Linked DNA regions of Homo sapiens: region 2 is linked to region 1. A link is an interaction called in ENCODE POLR2A ChIA-PET data of the cell type or tissue named here. Cell type or tissue: PC-3. All regions are shown on one strand. Each heading gives the region's core, and the rest is flanking DNA. Links, peaks and the distances in the headings are about the cores only.

The links. Peaks named below come from ENCODE experiments on the same cell type or tissue, not always from the same donor. Only the 100,000 strongest peaks of a DNase experiment are listed, where the experiment ranks them.
Region 2: POLR2A ChIA-PET joins it to region 1 with 5 read pairs; 1 of 35 experiments calls an interaction of 5 or more read pairs at or near these places.

The regions. Positions count from the first base shown.
Region 1 is chr3:120,522,429-120,527,809 of GRCh38, reverse strand. No RefSeq gene overlaps it. Among named protein-coding and RNA genes, the nearest start is that of NDUFB4, 71 kb to the left of the region's middle. In PC-3, for the core only: no CTCF peak of the experiment used is centred there; a DNase peak (open chromatin) is centred at 3,069; H3K4me3 peaks cover 585 bases; H3K27ac peaks cover 331 bases.
Region 2 is chr3:119,400,468-119,405,848 of GRCh38, reverse strand. It overlaps ARHGAP31 (Rho GTPase activating protein 31), which reads right to left. Exons shown (of 12, transcript NM_020754.4): 10 at 3,452-4,027. LOC124906273 (a long non-coding RNA gene) reads left to right here. Exons shown (of 2, transcript XR_007096027.1): 1 at 1-1,482; 2 at 3,252-5,381. Among named protein-coding and RNA genes, the nearest start is that of TMEM39A, 60 kb to the left of the region's middle. In PC-3, for the core only: a CTCF peak has its summit at 2,369; no DNase peak of the experiment used is centred there; H3K27ac peaks cover 725 bases.

The sequences.
Region 1 (5,381 bases), core at 50-5,049:
CGCCCAGCCAGGAAATAGATTTTCAATTAGTTGGGCCTGGCTCTTTTCCCTCCTTCTTTTTCCTTCTGCCAGGAGTCCCCATTGGCTGAATACAACTGGAAACCGGAAGTCAAGTTGGGCTAGCCTCCATACACACAAAGTAAGATTGAAAAGGCTAGTCTCTGCCAGAGGGGACCTGGAGGAGCATAGGGAAGCTATCTAGCACAGGATTGTTGCTGCAATGTTTAGGAAAAAAGACACCACCATCTGAGCTTAAATCACAGCTTGTGATAAACTGTGTGCTGTATGACTTTGTGGAAGCCACCTGGCTGCTCTAAGCCATGACAATGTCTTATTCTGTTAAAATGAGGGAAATAATATCTCTGTGAGATTCACAGAGTTATTGTGAGGATAAGGTCAGTATGTGTAACATTTAGCCCAGTGCCTGGCACACAGTAAGTGCTAGATACCTGGTAAATTACTTTCCCTCCTCCATAAAACCTATTCCCTGCTTGCCTTTTTTAAACCAAGCCTAGATATCGACTTTCTTTTTCAGTGTTAGCATGCATTAGAGAAATCCTCTTATTTCTACAAGCCCTGGGCAAGTTTCAGGATCATTTCTATATCAGATATAGCACAGTAATAATTGCCTTAAGTCAGGATATTACTTAGGCAGAAAGCGTTTATTTTTTAATTCTTCAGAAATGCTGCACATACTGCAGGGACTAATTTGACTCTTAGCAAATAATTCAGCATAAATTGCCACTTATGTACCAGAAGCCACATTTTATTTCCTAGGACATCTAGACATTAGACATCAGCTGTGCCCTATATGTTTGTTTCAGGTAATGCGATTCCCCCAGCATGCAGAAAATTTTCACTGCTTTGCCATTTGGGGAAGCTCAAAAGATTTACTATAAGTCAGTTGCTCGTTCCAAGGATTAGAGCATTTTTACTTGTAAAACTGCACACCAATTTACAATGTCATTTCCAAGTTCTGATGGAAAGTCTCTAATGTATTTCTCTTCTCATTTAATGTTTTTATCCATTATCCTCTAGGCTGGAATATTTTCTGTTATCCTATTCACCCAGAGTAATTCCAAAACAATGGAGGCAAGGCCTCTAGAGGCATCTGGACCGTGTCCAGGATGCAGGCTTTCTCTGTGGTGCTCTGATGACAAGGGGAAAAAATCAAGGACGTTGAGCGCAGTTTTGAAAAAGGCTCACAAAATGATCATAATGCTTAAATGTGTATCCACTTTCTACTTTACTAAGTAACTTCATAGCCATTATGTCAACTGAGGTGGGACAGGAAAAATTACCTGCTTGCTCTTAACAGATGAGTAAACCAGTTCTACAAGATGTTAAGTAGTTTGCCCAGGGCCTTCCAATAATTTGGGTTGGCAAAGGATGAGAATATAGGTCTTGAAATTATTCTAAAGTGCTTATCCAGGAATGAAAAAGTAAACTTACTAAATTGACATCCTAGAGTCACTTGCTGACTGCCTGTTGTCTGTAAAAGAATAAAATAAAGACTACCTACCAGAGCTTTAACATCAAAAAAGAAAGCAGAGCACCTGTAGTCCCAGATACTTGAGAGGATCACATGAGCCAGGAGTTGGAGGCTGCAGTGAGCAGTGACCACAACACAGCATTTCAGCCTGGGTGACAGAGCAAGACCCTGTCATCAGTTAAAAAACAAAAACAAAACAAAACAAAAAAATCACTGACTAGTTTGCTGAGGGGGAAAGTCAGAATTTTGTAAATGCTGTAGAAGTGGAGGGGATTCAAGGTGGTTATGCTAATTAAGCCCTGAAAACTAATGTTCTGAAGAGGACAGACCCAGACCATAAGTCTTACATGACTGGTTAAAACAAGACCCATTGCTCTTCGGATGGGGGAATCTTCAGTTAGGCCCAGTGAGGGTCTCTGTGAGGGCAGGTGGGTCACTAAAAGTTGACATTCCTTTATCAGCTTCAGCAGGTTGCAATAGTTAAGCACAGGATTCACTTTTGACATCTTCACAAACTCTCAAACTTCTCAAACGTTCATCAGAATCCCCTGGAGGGTTTCCTGGGCCCAACCCGAGAGTTTCTAATTCAGCAGGTCTGGAGTAAAACCTCAGAATCTGCAGTTTTGTCAAGCACCCAAATGGTGCTTTGCAGCTGGTTCAGGGTCCATGCTTTGAGAACCACTATCCTAGACACATGATGCTCTAAATAGAGTTTTAATTTGATACCAACCTCCTCTTTAGGATCTAACTACTAAATGACTCCCTCACACCCAGGAAGGACAGTGATTTCTCCTCATAATAGCCTTCATATCCACTTATGGAAGACTTGGCTTTTCTTGCAACAGTAGCTCTCGGAGCACGGAACTATTGTATGGGGGAGTAGGGAAGGCATAAAGAAATTGCTAATAGGATCTAAAGTCAACGCAACTTCATACATTTATCCGTTCATTTCCCTTCCTTGGGAGGAATCAGTACTGAATGACTTGATTTGCCTTTTTAAAAAATAGCATCATATCCATTGATTCAATCTCATTACATTTAGAATTTGCTTCTATTGCCTTACCCTCCCAGATCAATAACCATATTTTTCCGTGCTCATAACTTTCTCCTATCTTATTTTTGTCAGTTTACAATCTGCTCTATTTTTTACTATGACTCAGCTTTACAGTTCTCCACACTGAGAATTCTCCTAGTAAAAATCCAGCGTTCTTCACTTAGACCCTCTTTGCTCCTTTTCTGAGCGCATATCCCTCACTGCCTCATATTAGTTATTTGTGTGCCTGCTTGTGTCTTCCAGTGGATTGGTGTCTATGAGGAGAAGGAGCTTACTGTGAGGTGTTGTTTTCTTCCCAACACCAGTCCAGGCCCTGCTCATAATAGACAATAAACATTGGTTTTGGTCTCTTGGCAGTTTTGAATCAGATATGCCTCAGCTGATTATTTTTAAAATTTTTATTTAGAATCTCATAAGTAAAATTCATATTTTTTGACTTGTAGTTCTGAGTCATGACAAACACATAGTGATGTAATCAAACCACAATTAAGACTTGAAACAGCTCCATTATTCCCTGCATACATGCTGCCCTTTTGTGGTTAAAAACAAAAACAAAACAAAAAAAACTCCCCTTTCCCTGAGTTCCTGGAAACCACTGATCAGTTCTCTGTCCCTGTAGTTTATCCTTTCCTTAATGTCATGTAATAGGAATCCTATAGTATGTATCCACTGGCTTGTTTCACTTAGAAAAATGCATTTGAGAGTCATTTATTTTGGTGCATATACAATAGTTCATTCTTTATTGCTGAATAGTGTTCCACTGAATGGATACACAATCTGTTTATACATTCGCCAGTTGTAAGACGTTCGGGTTGTTGCCAGTTTGGGGCATTTATGAGTAAAGCTTTTATAAATATTCACTTGTAGGTTTCTGTGTGAACATAAATTTTCATTTGTATTGGATAAACACCTACGGGTGTGATTGCTGAGTGATACTGTAAGTGTATGTTTAACTAAGAAACTGCCAACGTTTTCTAAGAATACAATATGACTGTATCATTTGATCTTTTTATCAGCAATATGAGTTCCAGTTACTCCACATCATCCCCATAAGCTCTTGGAATTATCAGTTTGTTTCATTCTGTTTTGTTTTGCTTTGTTTTGCTTTAGTCATCCTAATAAGTGTACAGTGTTATCTCATTATGGTTTTAATTTGCATTTTCCTAATAAATAGTGATGTTGAGCATCTTTCCATGTATTTTTTTTTTTTTTGCCATCATGTATTAACTTCTTGTTTTTGGGGGGTTTTTTTGTTTTTGTTTTTGTTTTTGTTTGTTTTTGAGACAGAGTTTCCCTCTGTCACCCAGGCTGGAGTGCAGTGGCATGATCTCGGCTCACAGCAACCTCTGCCTCCTGGATTCAAGCAGTTCTCCTGCCTCAACCTCCTGAGTAGCTGGGATTACAGGCGCCCCCCACCACACCCGGCTAATTTGTGTATTTTTGGTAGAGACGGGGTTTCACCATGTTGGCCAGGCTGGTCTCGAACTCCTGACCTCAAGTGATCTGCCCACCTTGGTCTCCCAAAGTGTTGGGACAACAGGCATAAGCCACCGTGCCCGGCTGTATTACCTTCTTTGACAAAGTATCTGTTCAAACCTTTTCCTCATTTTTTTATTGGGTTGTTTTCTTACTGTTGAGTTTTTTGAAAGTTCTTTATATATTTTTGAATAAAAGGCCTTTGTCATATATGTGATATGCAAATAGTTTCTCCCAATGTGTAGCTTTTCATTCATTCTCTTAGTGATGTCCATGCAATGTAAAACTAAGTTTTAATGAAGTCCCCATTTATCAATTTTTTTTTCTTTTAGGGATTATACTTTTGCTGTTCTAAGAACTCTGTCTAGCTCCAGTTCACAAAGATTTTCTCCTGTTTTCTTCTAAAAGTTTTATAGTTTTACATTTATATTTAGTTACACGACCCATTTTGAGTTAATTTTTATATAAAGCTTGGGATATAGTTTGTGGTTCACTTTTATGCATATGGACATCCAATTGTTCCTGCACCATTTGTTACAAAGACTGTCCCTTCTCCTTTAAATTTAATTTGCACTTTGTCAAAATTCAATTGACCATATTTGAGTGTCTATTTCTGGATTCTCTATTCTGTTCCCCTGATCTCTCTGCCTATCTTTTGCCAATACCACACAGTCTTGATTCCTATAGCTTTTTAGTAAGTCTTGAAACCAGGTGATATGAATCCTCCAACCATGTTATTATTTTTCAAAATTCTTTTGACTATTCTAATTCCTTTGTCTTTCCATATAAATTTTAGAACCAGCTTGTGAATATCTACAAAAAAATAGTACCTTCAGCTGATTCTGTTTTTTTTTTGTTTGTTTTTTGTTTTTTGTTTTTGAGACAGAGTCTCACTCTGTCACCCAGGCTGGTGTACTGTGGCACGATCTCGGCTCACCACAACCTCCGCCTCCCGGGTTCAAGCAATTCTCCTTCCTCAGCCTCCTGAGTAGCTGAGATTACAGGCACCTGCCACCATGCCCAGCTAATTTCTGTATTTTTAGTAGAGACAAGGTTTCACCATGTTGGCCAGGCTGGTCTTGAACTCCTGACCTCAGGTGATCCACCCACCTTGGCCTCCCAGAGTGCTGGGATTACAGGCGTGAGCCACCGTGCCCAGCCACCTTCAGCTGATTTTTAACTTGCACCATTTACTTTGGCTAGCTTATGGGCCTCAAACTTCAATGTGCTTAAGAATTTTAAAAACACCCATGTCTGGGCCTGATCTGAATATTCTCATGCAGTAGAGAATGAGAATGCTGCCAGGGGCTGAGGCATTTCCATTTTAACACTGTCCCTAAGTTGATCTGATGTTGTTGG
Region 2 (5,381 bases), core at 204-5,203, 1.1 Mb after region 1:
ACCTGAAAATCTTCAACAAATTTTTGTTGGCTGACAGATTTGGTGGCTACTTGTAAACTACAAGAAATCTCTATAGCTCAAAAGGGAAGGGCATTGTCACGTTCCCAGCATGTGACACATTATACACAAAGCGGGTGACCATAGAGGCAGAGATTGATAATCGTTGCCCAATATCTATCCTCTTCTTTATTTGGAGCTAGAACCTCCCCCACCCCCCAGGTTTTAGCTGGGCACATGGTTTTCCATCTAGTGACATTCCTCAGCCTCCTGAGGGTAGTGTGGCTATGTGAAATATGTTTGGCAGATGGGAGGCAGTGGAAACGATGTGTGCAGCTTCTAGGTGACATCCTTAAGTGGAAGCTGCTTGGCTTCTTCCTCTAGCCCTTTCCCATGGGTGGGAATGTGACTGTGGGGGTGAGCCTACTCTGACCATGCAGACAAGGACAACACCCCTGGGTATGGCTGAAGGAGCCTGGAACCTCAGATCTCCTGCATCACAGTCACCTTATTCTGGACTTGTGTGTAAGATAGAAATAAACTTCTATCTTGTTTGAGCCGCTGTATTTTTTATTTTCTATATTATAGCAGCTTAGCCTGTACCTTAACTAATAGAATCAACTAATGAGTTTATAAGGTAGGCTTGCTCCTGATTAAAAAAAATAGGGCAAAACAAATTTTTGTAGGTGTTATAGAATCATATTTCAGATGCACTAAAATAGAACTAAGAGAATTCTATTGTAAGTTCTTTAGTAAAAGAATGGGGCAACTCCTAATATCTCTTAGGGAAATTCTGGATTTTCATTTATCAAGTTTCTGTAAAGCTATATGTTTATTCTGATCTTCCTTAACAAGCGTTTCTAGAAGGGGATGCAGAGAGTGTCGGTTGTAATTTTTAAACCAGCCCATAAGCTCATCCTTCACTTTCAGAAGGATTCGGTTTGTTGTCCTTTCTCCCCACCAGCTGAGGATGAGGTTAGCAGGACATGCTCTTGAATCAGGTAAAAGTCAGATAATCAACCATGATGATTACATTGATTAATCCTTCAATTTTTTCATTCAGAGTAATCAGTATTTACAATCATTTAACTTTAGTTAAAATGCACTACTTACTCGGTATCTCTACGCTTTGGGTCACACTGGAATTTCACTTAGATTGGCCAAAAGTGGGAGAGTTGGTTTGACCAGAGCAACTAAAAGTTTAATTGGGTAACCTGGAAAATTGCCTTTAATTCTTTTTCTTTTGCCCCCTGCTACTGCACAACAGAAAGAAAAATATTTAATTAATGAAGGTGAAGTTCTCCACATGGAATAATCATGGAAGAAGATAAGACACTGAAGTTAACCTCACCCCGTCAGAGAGCAGGGTGAGGGGACCTGTTGCCCCTGAGCCTCTCAGCAGCCCCCTTCCACCCTCAGTCTCAGATCTGGATGGCTGCCTTCCACAAGGCCCCTCTTTCTGCCCTGACTGCCCATTGGCCACAGGTAGGAAGGCAGGCTGGAGTCTCCATTAGTGTCTTTCCCAGACCAACTTAATACAAAATGTGTATTCTTATTTATAGAGAGGAGAGAGGGGGAAAAACGGATAACAGACTGTCTCTAAAAGACCCCATGGGGCCCAGAGACCTATTCTTCCAGAGAGGATAACAAATCTCACAAAAGCCTTTGGAAACACTGTTTTCCTCAAAGCCTTCACTCCCTCCCCTATCCCTCATCCTGCTGCCCATGACATCTTGCTGCCCATGACCCACACCAGCCCATGACATCGTTTTCCAGACAAGGCATCACTTGATACCCCGAGATTTGCTCATCTGCGTACCCATCCTGAAAGGAAATGGGAGGAAGGGACTAATATTTACTCACATCTTCTGTGAGCCAAACTATGGACAGGTATTTTATGGACATTTTCCCATTCAGACCTCACTACAGCCTTTGGGATAGGAGTCTCCCCAGCTTTGCAGATGAGAAACAGGCTCCAAAATTTCCCACTGCCAAACTGACAAAAAGCAGTAAAGCTAGCATCCGAATCAGCCCAGTTGGGTTCCAAAACCTACATACTTCCCACAACATGTAGCTGCTCAGAATGCCCTTTCTCTTCTTTTCTGCATGGAGAAACCCTACCCATTTATGAAGGCTCAGTCCAAATGTCACCTCTTCTAAATCTTCCTGGAATCCTCCTGAGAGGACTGTCTCTCCTTCATGCCCTTGCCATCTGTTAGGAACACCTCTTTCATGATGCTTTGGGTACCTAACCCCTCCCTAATTCCAAAAATCCTGAGGAGGCTCTTATGCTGCTTCCATAGGCTGACCCTGTGCTGAACTTCAGTGCAGAGTTTCAATTTCCCTTCTTAGTTTTTGAGCTCACTGTGGGGAAGGGATCATGTCTTAACAATCTTTTAACTCCACAGCCCATAGTGAACACAGGAGGGAGCGTGGTATAGTGTTACAAGCATGGATTTTTTTAAAGTCTGGATTAAAATCCTGGTGTTTCCACTTCCTTGCTATGAGTGATTCAGCAAATAAACCATTCCTCTTTAAGGAAATGGGGATAATAGTGACTATCTATATCATAGGATAGAGGGGAGAAATGAGATAATATTTGCAGGACACTTAGGAGAGTGCCTGACAACCTAATAGGTGCTGAAAATGACTAATATTAACGGAAAAGAAACATTCCTAAATCACAATAAACATTTGTTGGTTTGATTGTCAGCCACCCTTTCCTTTGGGGTTCTCCCTGCTTCCATTTTATGTGGCCCATGTTTGCTTGTTAATTAAAGAAACTCTCTTCACTCCAGACACACCCAGAGACTCAAGTCTGGCCAATCTCAGAACCCAATTAGCTGGAAACAGTGATTGGTCCAAGGCTGGGCATGGGACTCAGGCAGATCCAATCAGAATCCTTCCTGCATTTGATATCAGAAAATTGGGAGAGGGATGCTCTTTCTCGTTGCTAGGGTTGCTAGCCATGTTGTCTGCAAATATAAAGTAGAAATAAGGATGGGTGGATGGAAAGAGAAGGAGACTGGAAGAACTGAATCCCCAATTCCAGCTCTGCAGCTCTGCATTCCATTCTGTGAGTTTTTCTCCTGCCTTCTCACTCTGTGAGCAAATAAAATAATAATAGGTAATATTTATTATATACTTATTGTATGTAGACACTGTTCTGAGAGCTTCATATGTATTAAATAATTTAATATTTACAACAAACTTATGAAAAAGGTATTATTAACATAATTATTCCCATTTTACAGATTAAGAAACCGAGGCACAGAGTGGTTACATTAACCTGCTGAAGATCACGCAGTAAAATGGCAGAGCGTGGATTTGTACCCAATCGGGCTCTAGAGCCCACAGGCTTAACCACCGCACTATATTGCCTTGCAAACTCAAGCAAATTTAAGTCTGGTTTTTCTCTCTTGCAACGGAAAGATACCCTCTCTCCTCTACTTACCTGCAGAAGTCTCAGCTCCCAGCGGTTTCTCTTCTTCTGGCCAGCCTCCGCTCTCTGATCCATGAAAAGAAAACTCTTCCAGGCTGGAAAGAGACTGCAGCTCCTTCGGGGGTGTTCTGCACGGCGTGCTGTTGGTGCTGATGACTGCGGACACGCGGAGCGGCACAGATACCGCAAAGGGCTCGGAGATGTTCAGCGCCTTGCGCTGGTTACGCGGCGAGGGCTCCATCTGGAAGAGGCTGCTGGTGAAGACGGATTTGCTAGGGCTGTCGTTCGAAGTGTAGAACATACCCAACATCTTTGGGGCTGTTTGCTCGCTCTCCGGATCCTCAACAGGCCGGAAAACCTTCAGCTGTTCCGGTGGGGGCCGGGCCTGAGCGCCCTGGAGATGGCTGCGATCACTGCTCACATCAAAGCCACCCTCAGCCCCGGGAGGCATCCCCTCCTGGCCCCATTCGCCCTCCTGCTTGGTGAGGTCACATGAGCTGCCGGTGCCGGTGGAGTGCATCTTTGTTGCTGGAATGAAAAATCCACCGGTGGTAACTGTTCGATTGAAATTTCCCTTGGTTTCTTTTCCTAGTAAAAAGGAACAAGTGTATGGTCAGCAGCCGGGGCACACATACAATAGCAGGCCTTCCAGTAAGGGCAGGCACACGACATTTGAATACTAGAGAGGCACAGCATTCTAACAGGGGCATAACCGCCCAGATAAAGACAGGTAACATCTGGATGACAAAAGAGAAAGCACTTCCTCATATGCACAGAATTTCAGCATGATGCTTTGGTAGGTTCATTTGCTGTTGTGCCATACAGATCACTTTTAAACTTTGCAGGTAGAGCAGTTTTCAAAAAAAGATTACTGCTAAAGTTGCTAAACAGAGCCATCATCTACTAGGCATTAAATGTAGACCATGAAAAAATAAAGAGACAGATGGGAGGCGGTAGGATGATGTTTGCTCAAAATGAAGAAGACAAAAAGGAAAAATAAACAGAATCTTGTCTTATTTTAGAACTTTAAAACTTTTTGTTTTAAGTTTTCTCTGGCAGATGGACCCAGACAGGGGGGTTTGATTTCCCAGCAAGGAAACAAATGCTATTAACAACTAGACCTTCCCCACCTTTTCTCAGGCTTCTTCCTGTTGATTCAGAGGATGAGAAACTAGAAATGTAAATTAACTAACTGTTAGAAAGCACAGTTGTGAGGAGTGAATTTTTTTTTTTTTTTTTGAGATGGAGTACAGCTCTGTCGCCCAGGCTGGAGTGCAGTGTCGTGATCTCGGCTCACTGCAACCTCCACCTCCCGGGTTGAAGTGATTCTCCTGCCTCAACCTCCTGAGTAGCTGGGATTACAGGCACCTGCCACCGCGCCCGGCTAATTTTTGTATTTTTAGTAGAGAGGAGATCTCACCATGTTGGCCAGGCTGGTCTTGAACTCCTGACCTCAGGTGATCTGCCTGCCTCGGCCTCCCAAAGTGCTGGGATGACAGGCATGAGCCACTATGCCCAGACCAAGTTCTTGACTTAGAAATAAAGGCAAGGAAGAGAAAAGCCTACGTGGGAAGTAAATAAGCTTGGAGATGATACGCGAGTTGCCAGGAATCTAGAAAATAATTTCTAACTTGGTACTAAGCACTAAACTGGGCATCTTACATAACTGTATGCTTAAAATTCTTATGACCACCCTGTAAGGAAGTGTAATGATCTTTAACACATGAGGACATCGAGACTCAGCAGTTAGATGACCTAATACTCACATGCCATGTATATAAAAACCTATATGTTGAAATATTAACTCCTGCAAAACTGGGCAATAACTGCCAAGAAGTTTCCAAACCAAAGCAAATAGATGAATATAAAAGTAAGAAAATGCTGAAAGTATCGAGTTAACTTAAGAAGATCTCACTGAGTGTTATACAGGTTTAGAATTATT